Regions from separate parts of the Homo sapiens genome. Here region 1 is linked to region 2. A link is a contact called in ENCODE Hi-C data. All regions are on one chromosome and are shown on one strand. Each heading gives the region's core, a stretch centred on a gene start or an enhancer-like site at or near the end of the contact. The rest is flanking DNA. Distances are from core to core; before and after follow the strand shown.

Region 1 (5,507 bases), core at 1,447-3,946, 70 kb after region 2:
CTTGAACCTGGAAATCCAGATATTTGTGTGAAATTGCTCATTTTAAAATTTGTCAATAAAATAACACTGGGTCAGGCATAACAGAACATATCTGCAGGGTGGGTCCAAGCCAACACATTGTCAGTTTGCAACTTCTGCATTAGCGCATTTAATTTTTGCCACACTCCCGGAGGCAGTATGTTCAGTAACATAGCACTTGCTGCTATAACAGATACAAACCTCAGTGGCTTCACACAATAGAAGTTTATTTTTCACTCATATAAAGTCCAGCTGGCAGCAGGTGTGGGGAGGAACAAGGAGTTTTATCAACCTTCCCTTGGGGCTTTCAAGTTCCTCCAGGCATTGATATTCAATAGGCGGATGGGAAGAGAGAGTGAAGAATCATGGGGATTTTATGGGCAGCAGCATTCCTCACTTCTGCCCACATTCATTGGCCACAAGTCAGTCATGTTGTCACCTCACCTCAATGCAAAGTGGAGCAGTCCCTGGTGAGTGGCAGCCACTTTCCAGCAACTACTGTGTCCTATGGACTGAGAACACAGATCTCTGGGTGACAGTGATCCATCTCTGCCTCATGCAGTTATCATTATCTCTATTTCACAGATGATGAGCCGAATCTCAGGGAGGGTAAGTGACCTGTGAGAAGTCACACAGCCAGGAGCCCTATCTTACTGCCTCCAATCCAGGGATCTTTCCTCTAGCTCAGTGTTTCCCAGCTGTGTTAGACCATTCTCACATTGTGATAAAGAAATACCCGAGACTGGGTAATTTATAAAGAAAAGAGGTTTAACTGGGTAATTTATAAAGAAAAGAGGTTTAATTGGCTCGTGGTTCTGCAGGCTGTACAGGAAGCATGGCACTGGCACCTGCTTGGCTTCTGGTGAGGCCTCAGAAAGCTTCCAATCACGGTGGAAGGCAAAGGGGAAGCTGGCATATCACATGGTGAGAAAGGAAGCAAGACAGAGTAGGGGAAGATGTGCCACATACTTATTTATTTATTTATTTATTTTTGCTTTCTTAATCTGTTCCTGACCACATACTTTTAAACAACCAGATCTCACAAGAACTCACTGACTATTGCAAGGACAGCACCAAGCCAAGAGGGGTCCACCCCCATGATCCAATCACCTCCTACCAGGCCCCACCTCCAGCACTGGGGACTACATTTCAACATGAAATTTGGTGGAGACACAGATGCAAACAGTATCACCAACCTTGCATCTCATGAGAATCACCTATGGCACTTGTTAAACCTACCAGATTGTGACCCTGGGAGCATACAGGATTGAATTTTCCTTCAAGACATACCATGCCCTTTTTTGCAAAATTGAACAGTGAACAACATCAAAAATTTCACAAGAGTGACAAAAAAAGTATGCTGAACCAGGGAGGCTAATGTAGCAACTGAGACTTGATAGAAAATGTAGCTACAGGCTTTGTGGCAGCCAAGGCAAAAAGGGAAACCCAGGGACCACAGAGCATCTGTTATCTGGTAGAAGGAGGTTCACCGGTTCCTTATGAGCCAGGCTTACAGCCTGGGGGATGAGGTACCCAGGAGTCCTTAGCAGCATGATGGATGGGGGTGGGCGGTCGGGGGTGAGAGGGAGGACTGAGCTTATCTTCCTAGTACATCTATTTGCATCTGTTGTCCCAGGGTCTGCTTCTGTATTTCCTCAATGGTAAATAAATTAAAACACAGTATTTATAGTAACGGAAGTATAGGTGTATTAAGGAACTTTGCTGAAGTTCTTATGTATGTTTAGGGCAGACTTTGTGACAGCAAAGGCATTATGGGCTTTCTTTGGGCTCATCTGGTTGTGCCTTGGTAGAAGATGCAACCTTGAACAAATGACTTGACATTTCTGAGCCTCGCCTTCCTCATCCGTGAAAAATGATTATTGTGCAGATGAAATGAGATGATGCATGTAAGGGGCTCAGGTTGATAAATGGTTGCTGTGCCATTGTTTATATTCTTACCATATTATCATGACCTTATGGCTAGGAGCACAGACTCTGGAGCCAGACTGCCTGTGTTCACATCAGCTCCACCACCTACCAGCTCGATGACCTTGGGCAAGGTCACTTAGCCTCTCTGTGCCTCAGTTTCCTTCTCTGTAAAATGAAGCTAATAGGACTATTGTGAGAGCTAAATGGGCTGATAGTTGTAAAGCTCTTAGAACAGTGCCTGGGCATACAGTAAGTGCTATGTAAGTGTCTGTTAAATAAATCATAGTCTGTTCCCTCTGCCCTTCGAGGCCCTTCAGGGGAAAAGTTAGAAGATAACAGCTTCAAAGCGAGACAAGTAATTTCCAGACACTAATTTCTAAAGGAATAGCTCTCTAGAATCCCAGTTAAGAAGTATTTGCCCCTTAGAAGACTGAGAGGCAGGAAAGCGTTGATGAGGGTGGAATCTTTGGCAGGTGCCTGGCCCAATACACTGAGCTGTTTGGGGGGCACGACCCACTTCCTCGGGCTCCTTCCACCCTTGCAGGGAGCCTGACACTGAGGGCTGGCGGCTTTTCTGGCGCGGGCCAGGGGGAGGAGGAGAAAGGAGCTCCCGGGATCCCCTCGCCCCCTCCCCCAACTGCCCGGTGAGTAATGACATTCACGGAGCGGGGAGGGAGGGAGGAGAGGGGCAGGCTCGGCGAGGCCATGTGATGCTGGGCGAGAGAGAGCCGCCGCGCCGGAGCCTCCTTCTTTCCTGCCTCTGATTCCGGGCTGTCATGGCGACCCCCAACAATCTGACCCCCACCAACTGCAGCTGGTGGCCCATCTCCGCGCTGGAGAGCGATGCGGCCAAGCCAGCGGAGGCCCCCGACGCTCCCGAGGCGGCCAGCCCCGCCCATTGGCCCAGGGAGAGCCTGGTTCTGTACCACTGGACCCAGTCCTTCAGCTCGCAGAAGGTAGAGCCGGGCCGGGAGCCGCCTGCGCCGGTGGCCAGGAAGCTTGGGGAGGGGAGCCCCAGGGCTTGAGGGATCTGAGGGCGGCGAAAGACTGGAGGGGGGAACCTGGGGTTTGGGGGTCCCGGAGGTCGGGGGACGCAAGGGTTCCTTCCAGGACTGCTCACCTGGGAAGCGACAGGCCCTGTCTGGGCCCCAGGAGCACAGTTCTCAATTTTAGGAGCATCCATTCTGCCTCTTTCCCTCCCAGAAACAGCCGGTCTGTTGGGGTGCGGGGCGGGTTGGGGGGGCTGAGAAAAGAGACAAAGGCGAGGGGAAGGGAATGGGCACTGCTGGGAAGGCGGCTTGGTGGGGTGGGAGGTGCTGCTGCTGCGGGGAGGGAGAAGAAGCGCTACTTGGGGTCCAGCCTCGGTAGCCCCCTCTCAGTCGCTCCCTGCACGCTGCCGTCCCGGACACTGCAGGCCCCCAGGTCACAGCTCCTCTGCCCCTCTGTCTGCGGGCCGCCTTCTGGCTAGGGCTTGGAGGGTCTGTCCCCAGTCGTCGCCCACCCCCCACTCCGTGTCTTGAGCTGAGAAGGAAGGAGTTAAACCATCCCCTCACACCAGCTCGGCTCAGCCCATCAGGTCTGTTTTGCTCTTAAAGGCACAGAGTGGCCCCAGCCCCTAAAATGCTTCTAGGACCTAGGGGACCTGAGGGGCAGTTGGAAATCCAACTGGATTCTCAGGGTTCCCGCTTCCTGGGGGTAAGGCTGTGAACTGCACCCCTCAGACAGGGGCGCCTCTAGGGGCGCAATCTCCCACCCTGGGCGGTTGTCCCGTCTCTGGGCCACGGATTCAGCACCATGGCCAGGGCCCAGAGGCAGGTCCTGCAGGGGCCTAAGCGGCACCACTGCCTGACCTTCTGACTCCTCTTCTTCCTGGAAGATCCTTTTGTTCCATTCGTTCATTTTCCAGATGGAAAAACAGAATCCATGAAGAGAAAGGGCCTTGGAACTCAAAGACTTAGATTTGAGTCTTGGTCCAGGCTCATTTCATCATCTGGAAAGCGGGATAGTGATACAACAATAGCCACTTCCAATCCCAACCCCTTCTCAGGGTTGCTGATATGGTTGTTGAAGAAGGGATATAACTTAGGAACTTAGTGTTATAGACTGGGACTACTCAAACTTGAGCGTGCATTAGAGTCCCTGGATGATCCTGGTTAAAACCCAGACTGCTGGATTCTACCCCAAGGATCCTGATTCAGTGGGTCTGGAATGGGGTCCAAGATGCTGCCTTTCCAACAAGCGACCAGGTGATGCTGATGAAGCTGGTCCACCAATCATATTGCCCACTGACTCACTGTGGAGCTGTGGACAGGTCCCTTTGCCTGTCCAAAGCCTCAGCTTTATAATCTGTAAAATGGGGTGAATGCAGTAACTTCCTCAGAGGGCTATTATGAGAGTGAAATGTGATATGATGCACAAAAGTACTGATGATGGCAGTGCCTGGCGAGAGGTCAAGACTCTGTTGATAATGAGTGTTATGATTTTTTTTTTTTTTTGAGACAGAGTCTTGCTCTGTTGCCCAGGCTGGAGGGCAGTGGCATGATTTTGGCTCACTGCAACTTCCGCCTCCTGGGTTCAAGTGATTCTCCTGTCTCAGCCTCCTGAGTAGCTGGGACTACAGGCATATGCCACCACACCCGGCTAATTTTTTTATATTTTTGGTAGAGACAGGGTTTCACCATGTTTGCCAGACTTGTCTCAAACTCCTGATCTCAAGTGATCCACTCACTTTGGCCTCCCAAAGTGCTAGTATTACAGGTGTGAGCCACCAGGAGCGGCCGTTATGATGTTATTAAGGCACTAGGTAAAGGAGGGGCCAGAGTTAATCAAGGTCATACTGGAGTCATCCACAAATTCTGCACATGCTTGCACGTGCCAGGCCTCATTCAAGGAGCCTGGGGATGGGGGCTTTGGAGATGAATCAGACTGCCCTTCAGAGTCTAGAACTTCCTCCCCGCTAGAACCTCAGGAAGTGGGCCCCAGCGGCTGGGACCAGACAGGGGGCAGGGAGGTGGCATCTCCCACAACCATATCATGAGGGAGCCTCCTGTTCTTTGCCTCATGAAATATTTCCTATGTAGCGTGAGCTCAGGGCTGAGGTGGCCCCTGAGTCAGGATGAGACCATCTGCTGCAGCCCCACTTTTGACCAAGTCTCTGGCCAAGCTAACCTGGGCATCCTTCTGTCTCCCATACCAGGGCCTTCCCCCTACCCAGGGGCCCATGGTGGATTCTAGAAGCAGTGTAGCTTGGCAGAAAGGGCATGGGCTCTGCAGTCATATAGTCCTGGGTTCTATTCTCGTCTTGGCTACTTACTGGCTGAGTGACCTTGGACAAGTCACTTTACCTCTCTGTGCCTCAATGTCCCTATCTGGAAAAGAGGATTTTACATCCTACCCTGCAGAATTCCTTTAGAAGACATAGGCATATGTTAACTTCCTGGCATGTAGTAGGAGCTTAGCAGATGAGTTTTCTTCCTTCTCTCCAATCCTGAAGGGCCTTAATTATATAAAGAGGGCAGTCCCCCATTGTCAAGCATCTAAATAGCCTGTCTTTAATGGCA
Region 2 (5,673 bases), core at 1,915-4,414:
TATACGGGGAAGGAAGCTTAGGCTCAGAGAGGTAGAGGGACCTGCCCAAGGCCACACAGCCCAGGAGTAGCTCAGCTGGGACTGAAGAACAGGTCCCTTGCCTCAATTGCTCTTTCAATGCTGCCTTGCATTGAAAAGCTGAGTACCCAGAGTAGGGAGAAACAAAGGGAGGCCATCCAGGATTCTGAGGCTACATTCTGGAAAACTGTGCTTAGACACCCCCACCCCCAACCCTTTTTGCATCCTGAGGGCTCCTTATTACGTCTACATGTAAATACTGTTTGTATGGAGGAAGCACTTTTTAAAAATTGCAAAAGTTGGGCCAGGTGCAGTGGCTCACGCCTGCAATCCCAGCACTTTGGGAGGCCAAGGCAGGCAGATCACTTGAGGTCAGGAGTTCGCGACCAGCCTGTCCAACATGGTGAAACCCCGTCTCTACTAAAAATACAAAAATTAGCCAGGTGTGGTGGCGCTTGCCTGTAATCCCAGCTACTCGGGAGGCTGAGGCAGGAGAATCGCTTGAACCCAAGAAGCGGAGGTTGCAGTAAGCCAGGTGTGGTGGCTCAGGGCTGTAATCCCAGCACTTTGGGAAGCTGAGGTGGGTGGATCTCTTGAGCTCAGGAGTTCAAGACCAGCCTGGTCAACCCCTGTCTCTACTGAAACTACAAAAAAGTAGCCGGTTGTGGTGGTGCACGTCTGTGGTCCCAGCTACTCAGGAGGCTGACATGGGAGGATTGCTTGAGCCCCCCGTGCAGGGGTGGAGGTTGCGGTGGGCCAAGATCCCTCCTGCACTCCAGTCTGGGTAACAGAGTGAGACCCTGTCTCAAATTAAAAAAAAAGAAAACAAAATTTTAAAAGTCATATGCTCATTGCAAAAAAAATCCAAACAAGAGAAGAGTATATAAAAGAAAACACCTTTGTCCGGTCTCCCCAGGGTAACTTCTGTTAATGATTTAGATCCTTCTAGGCCTTTTCCTGCCAATTTGCAACTGTATACTGATCACAAATAGACTAAAAGATTAGCTGTTCACCAGTCTGCCACTGACCCCATCTCTGAGAACACTACCTAGCACCTAGCAGGCACTCAATAAATATTTGCCAAATGGCTTTTGTTCACTTATAATGGCTTAGATTTCTTTCTGTATGAATATAGGTGGGTCCACCTCTGTCTTTTTAAAGTCCTGTTGTACTTCATCGCATGGTCTCATAAATTAACAGTCCCTTCGGTGAGCATTTAGACTGCGTTACATTTTTCCCGTAACAATCCCAAGGCCTTGCTCTCTGGCTCGCCTGCAAGGCTGGCACCAAAGTCCCTTCCCATGGCTTCCAAATGCCGCTGTCCATCAAATCTCCATAGTCTCTGGTTTCCTGGGATCACCAACAGACAACCCGAAGCGGAGGAGCTGGCGGCATTTGGGACCAGCTCCCAGGAGCAGGGTCAGGTTGCAGCGGGTGGATGACAAGTCCCTGAGCCCGCAAGGCTCCACCACCCCTACATCCAGAGGCTGCTGCCCCAGATGATGCCCCGTGGCTCACCCCCAGAAGCAGGGGATTAACCAGGAGGCATCTCCTGGGTGCTGACAGCCCTGGAGCCTGTGGCCTGGGGAAAAGGCCCATTTCCAGGCCTTGGGTCAGCTCAGCAACCCTAAGGGCCTTGGAGAGCAGAAATGATTGTGTGTGCAGAAGGCAAGAAAGGTCAAGGGGAGAGGGTCTAAAAGGAGACCCACCTACCTGTGCACAGGCCTGCCCAGAAACCCAATGCCCATGGACACTTCCAACAGGCATCTCTCACCCATGGTGTCCAGTACTGAACTCCTGACCCTTCCTCCTCAAACCCTCACCCCATCTCAGTTCATGGCAACACCATCCTTCCATGGTTCAGGCAAAAGCCTTGGGACCATCTTTAACTCCTCTTTCTCTCAATCCTATCCAGTCTATAAGTTTTGCTTCAAAATGTGTCTTCTCACCACCTCTGCTACTACAAGGTAGTGGTGCAAACCACCATCTTCTCACCAGTCATAATGTAATAAACTCACTACCAGGTCTCCATGCCACCTCCCCTCACCTAATACCTATTTTCCCAAAACAGCCTTTTCTCAACACAAGAGCTAAAAGAATCTCATCAAATGGGTCAGATCCTATCTGTCTTTTTTTTTTTTTTTTTTTTTTAGAGATAGGGTCTCACTGTGTTGCCCAGGCTGGTCTTGAACTCCTGGGCTCAAGCAATCCTCCTGCCTTGGCCTCTTAAAGCGCTGGCCTTCTCTGTACATCCCATCAAGGGTACATACTGTAGGTTTGTCTGTCACTGATGATGTTAAATTTGATCACTTTGTTAAAAGGTAGCCATAGGCCGGGCACAGTGACTCATGCCTATAATCCCAGCAATTTGGGAAGCTGAGGCAGGAGGATGGCTCGGGCTCAGAAGTTTGAGACCAGCCAGGGCAACATGGAGAAACCCCGTCTCTACAAAAAAATTAGCCAGGCATGGTGATGTGTGCCTGTAATCCTAGGTACTTGCAGGCTGGGGTGGGAGGATCACTTGAGCCCAGGAGGTCGAGGCTGCAGTGAGCCGTGATTGTACCATTGCACTCCAGCCTGGGTGACAGAGCAAGACCCTGTTAAAAAAAAGAAAAAGAAAAAAAAGGTATCCATAAAGGATTCCAATTTAATTAAAAATAGAAATAATAAAAACATGGTACATGCCATCCAGAGTGTCCCCTGCAGGCTGCATGCAGCTGTCCAGCCTCCATGTGTGACTCCAGCTCTACCCCATCCACAGCAATGGGCAGCCAGCAGTGGCAGGAAGACCTCCAGGCACAAGGTGCTCATTCCTGGCCTGGAGCAGGGGTCACTCTGGAGTTCCTAGCACACCTGGGCTGCTCTGTGGATTCTGCCAGGCACAGATCTGTGCCAGGCAACTCTCATCAGTTCCCTTTAAGCAGGGAGTGAAAGTTACACGGGAGGGAGGTGTGCCAGCCCTAACTTCTCTCCTACTCTGTGGCTTCAGCTCGGGAAGGGATAGGTGAGAACAAGGATAACCCTCCAAGGCAGGAAGTCTATGGCAGGAAGCAACCCTGTCCCCCTCGCCCCACACCCCACCCTCAACCAGGGCCCTCAGAAAATGAGACTCGGCATTCCTCATGAGGGTGTGGAGGGCAGGGCCTGCTCCGGGGAACAGCTGCTGGGCACGGAATTAGCAGGTCCCGGAAACAAGCAAGCTCGATGAATCCCAGAAGCCTGGCCTCGGACAGGGGCACGTCTGCAGAGATTTGGCCAATCGGGCACATGAATCACTGAAAACAAGGCCGTGGACAGGAAAGACTAATACGGTCCGCTTTTCTGTTCTGCTAAGGGTCTGCTGTGCTCTCCTGGGGTCTCCATAGAATGCCCAGAAGCTGCCAAGACAGCAGCTCAGCTGACTGTCACGCTGATGCCTGGCTGTGAACTGGGACATGAGATTTCCAAGATGAGGTTAAATTATGCTGATTCTACATTCGAAATGGAATCATGTCTGGCATGGATTCCATCTACACTGGCAGGACTCAAGGCAGAACTAAGCGAATCAAAGTCTTGTCTTATTTACTGTTCCAAAGTCAAAAACTCGTTTTTGTCCTCAAATATCCTCCCGAAGACAGTGACAGCTATGGTTCAGGCCATCCTGAATTAATTCACCCTTTGGAATGTGAAGGAAATACGGGAATATATATTTTGGCATTTCCTATGTGCCAGGCATGATGCTCAGTGCTTCATTGTCTTGTTTCATTGTCTCGACCATATTCTGAGGGCGATTTTAACACATCCCTAAAGGAAAAAAGGAAACAGAAGCTCAGGGAGGTTACATGGTGCACCCAGGTTCATATGGTTAAGAACCGGCACAGCTGGGATTTGAACCCAGATCTGCCTACTCTAAGTCTCAGTTGCTTAAATATCACATGTCTTCCTTTAGTAATATCAGATTCTCTCAGGGCCTCTACACTTGATTTTCAATAACAGTCAAACTATTTTAAGTTAAAAGAGATTCCTTTTCACCTGAAAAACAAAAACAAAAAGATCCACTAGAACTAAGAAATTAACTGAGCAAGGTAAAAGAATTCAAAGTCAATATACAAAAATAGTTGTATTTCTATAAACTAGCAGTGAACAATTGAAAAAATAAAATGTTAAATGCCGTTTACAATAGCACAGAAAATAAAATATCTAGGGATAAAATTAACAAAAGATGTGTAAGACATTGAATTCTCTAAAACATTGCTGCGTGAAATTAAAGAAAACCTAAACAAATAGGGATATATACCATGTTCACGGGTTGGAAGCCTCACTGCTAATAAGATGTCCATTCTCTCAAACTGATCTATAGATTTAATACAGTCTTCATCAAAATCCCAGCAGGCCTTTTTCAGAAATCAAGAGGCTGGTTTTCTTTTCTTTGTTTGTTTTGTTTTGTTTTTGTTTTTGAGACAGGGTCTCACTCTGTTGCCCAGGCTGAAGAAGCTGGTTTTAAAATGGAAATGATCCAGAATAATCCAATTTTGAACAGGAAGAGCAAAGTTGAAGAATTTACTCTGATTTTATGACAATATAAAGCTACAGTAACCAAGGCAGCATGACATTGGCATAAAGATAGACAAACTGATCAACAGAAAAGATATTCTATTATGCAAATAAATAAATAAATATGGAAGTTAAGTTCCTTCAAGCTTATCTCTGCAAGGAACATGTATCACAGGCCCAGAGAATGTGATACCAGGTACTTACTGCTCAGTCCTCCAGCCTGGCAAAATCACGTAACTCCCGTGTTCAGAGTCAATTGGACTAAAATTAGCTGAAGTCATAAGCTTTGAGCAGAAGAAAGAAAACTGGATCCAGAGCGCAGAAGCTTGGGTTTTTGACCCAATCGTCATAATTAAACATAAAGTCTCAACTTTTCAGCATGTAACAATAATAGTAGTAGTAGTAGTAATAAAAGCACTAACACATGCCATACCCTGTTCTAAGAGCTTTACATGGATCAGGGCCTCATTTAATTCTCTCAACAAAATAGAATAAAAGAGAAAATAGCAAGCATTGCACCTAGGAAGGGAAATCTTGTTCCATGACGGTTTGTTTCAATTTTACATTCTTTTTAGATGTGTATAGGTATAGAATTACAATGTAAAATACATATTTTTTTGCATTCACTGCCAGGGAAGGAATAAAACACATATCTTATAGTGGGATTGCAATTATAACAGTTTACAAGCCACTAGGGTAGTAGATGAGAGGGTTATGAGGTAACCCAAGTGATACAGTGCCCATAAGACTTTTAGCCGGAGTCTGGTACATAGTAAAGGCATATTAACTAGTAGCCAGGCACAGTTATTACTATTGTCAAGGCCAGCTTCATGGGTGCTGGAACCATGCAGTCTCGTAGGACCCAGCACTCAGAAGGGCCCTGCGTCTGGGTTAATGCTCTGTTGTCCCCATCTTAAAATTCTTAATGATTTTAAAGAAGGGGTCCACATTTTCATTTTGCACTGGGTCTCACGAATTATGAAGCATGTCCTAGTCTGTATCATTGTTTACCATTTATTATTTAAAATACTTATTTATATTACAAAATGTTTAATGATCACTTATTATTATCAAATTGCATCTCTGCTTCTTATTAGCTGGACGACCTTGAGTGAGGTACTT

What was found. A loop is a pair of places that touch in the nucleus more often than their neighbours do. Pooled maps may share reads with other maps.
Region 1: a pooled map shows a loop between it and region 2 (2.9-fold over the local background). The contact joins the promoter of GDAP1L1 here to the enhancer-like site in region 2. A Hi-C loop is called at or near these places in 1 of 50 pooled maps.

Annotation. Positions count from the first base shown.
Region 1 is chr20:44,244,612-44,250,118 of GRCh38, forward strand. It overlaps GDAP1L1 (ganglioside induced differentiation associated protein 1 like 1), which reads left to right and starts at 2,697. Exons shown (of 6, transcript NM_024034.6): 1 at 2,697-2,903. The coding sequence starts at 2,724. RefSeq lists an enhancer at 2,399-3,197 and a silencer at 3,558-3,852.
Region 2 is chr20:44,174,172-44,179,844 of GRCh38, forward strand. The region is part of intron 1 of JPH2 (junctophilin 2); the gene reads right to left. Among named protein-coding and RNA genes, the nearest start is that of JPH2, 10 kb to the right of the region's middle. RefSeq lists an enhancer at 3,210-3,710. Within about 2 kb of position 3,165, at least 9 of the 41 ENCODE cell types and tissues checked have a DNase peak (open chromatin) inside an H3K27ac peak, as active enhancers do.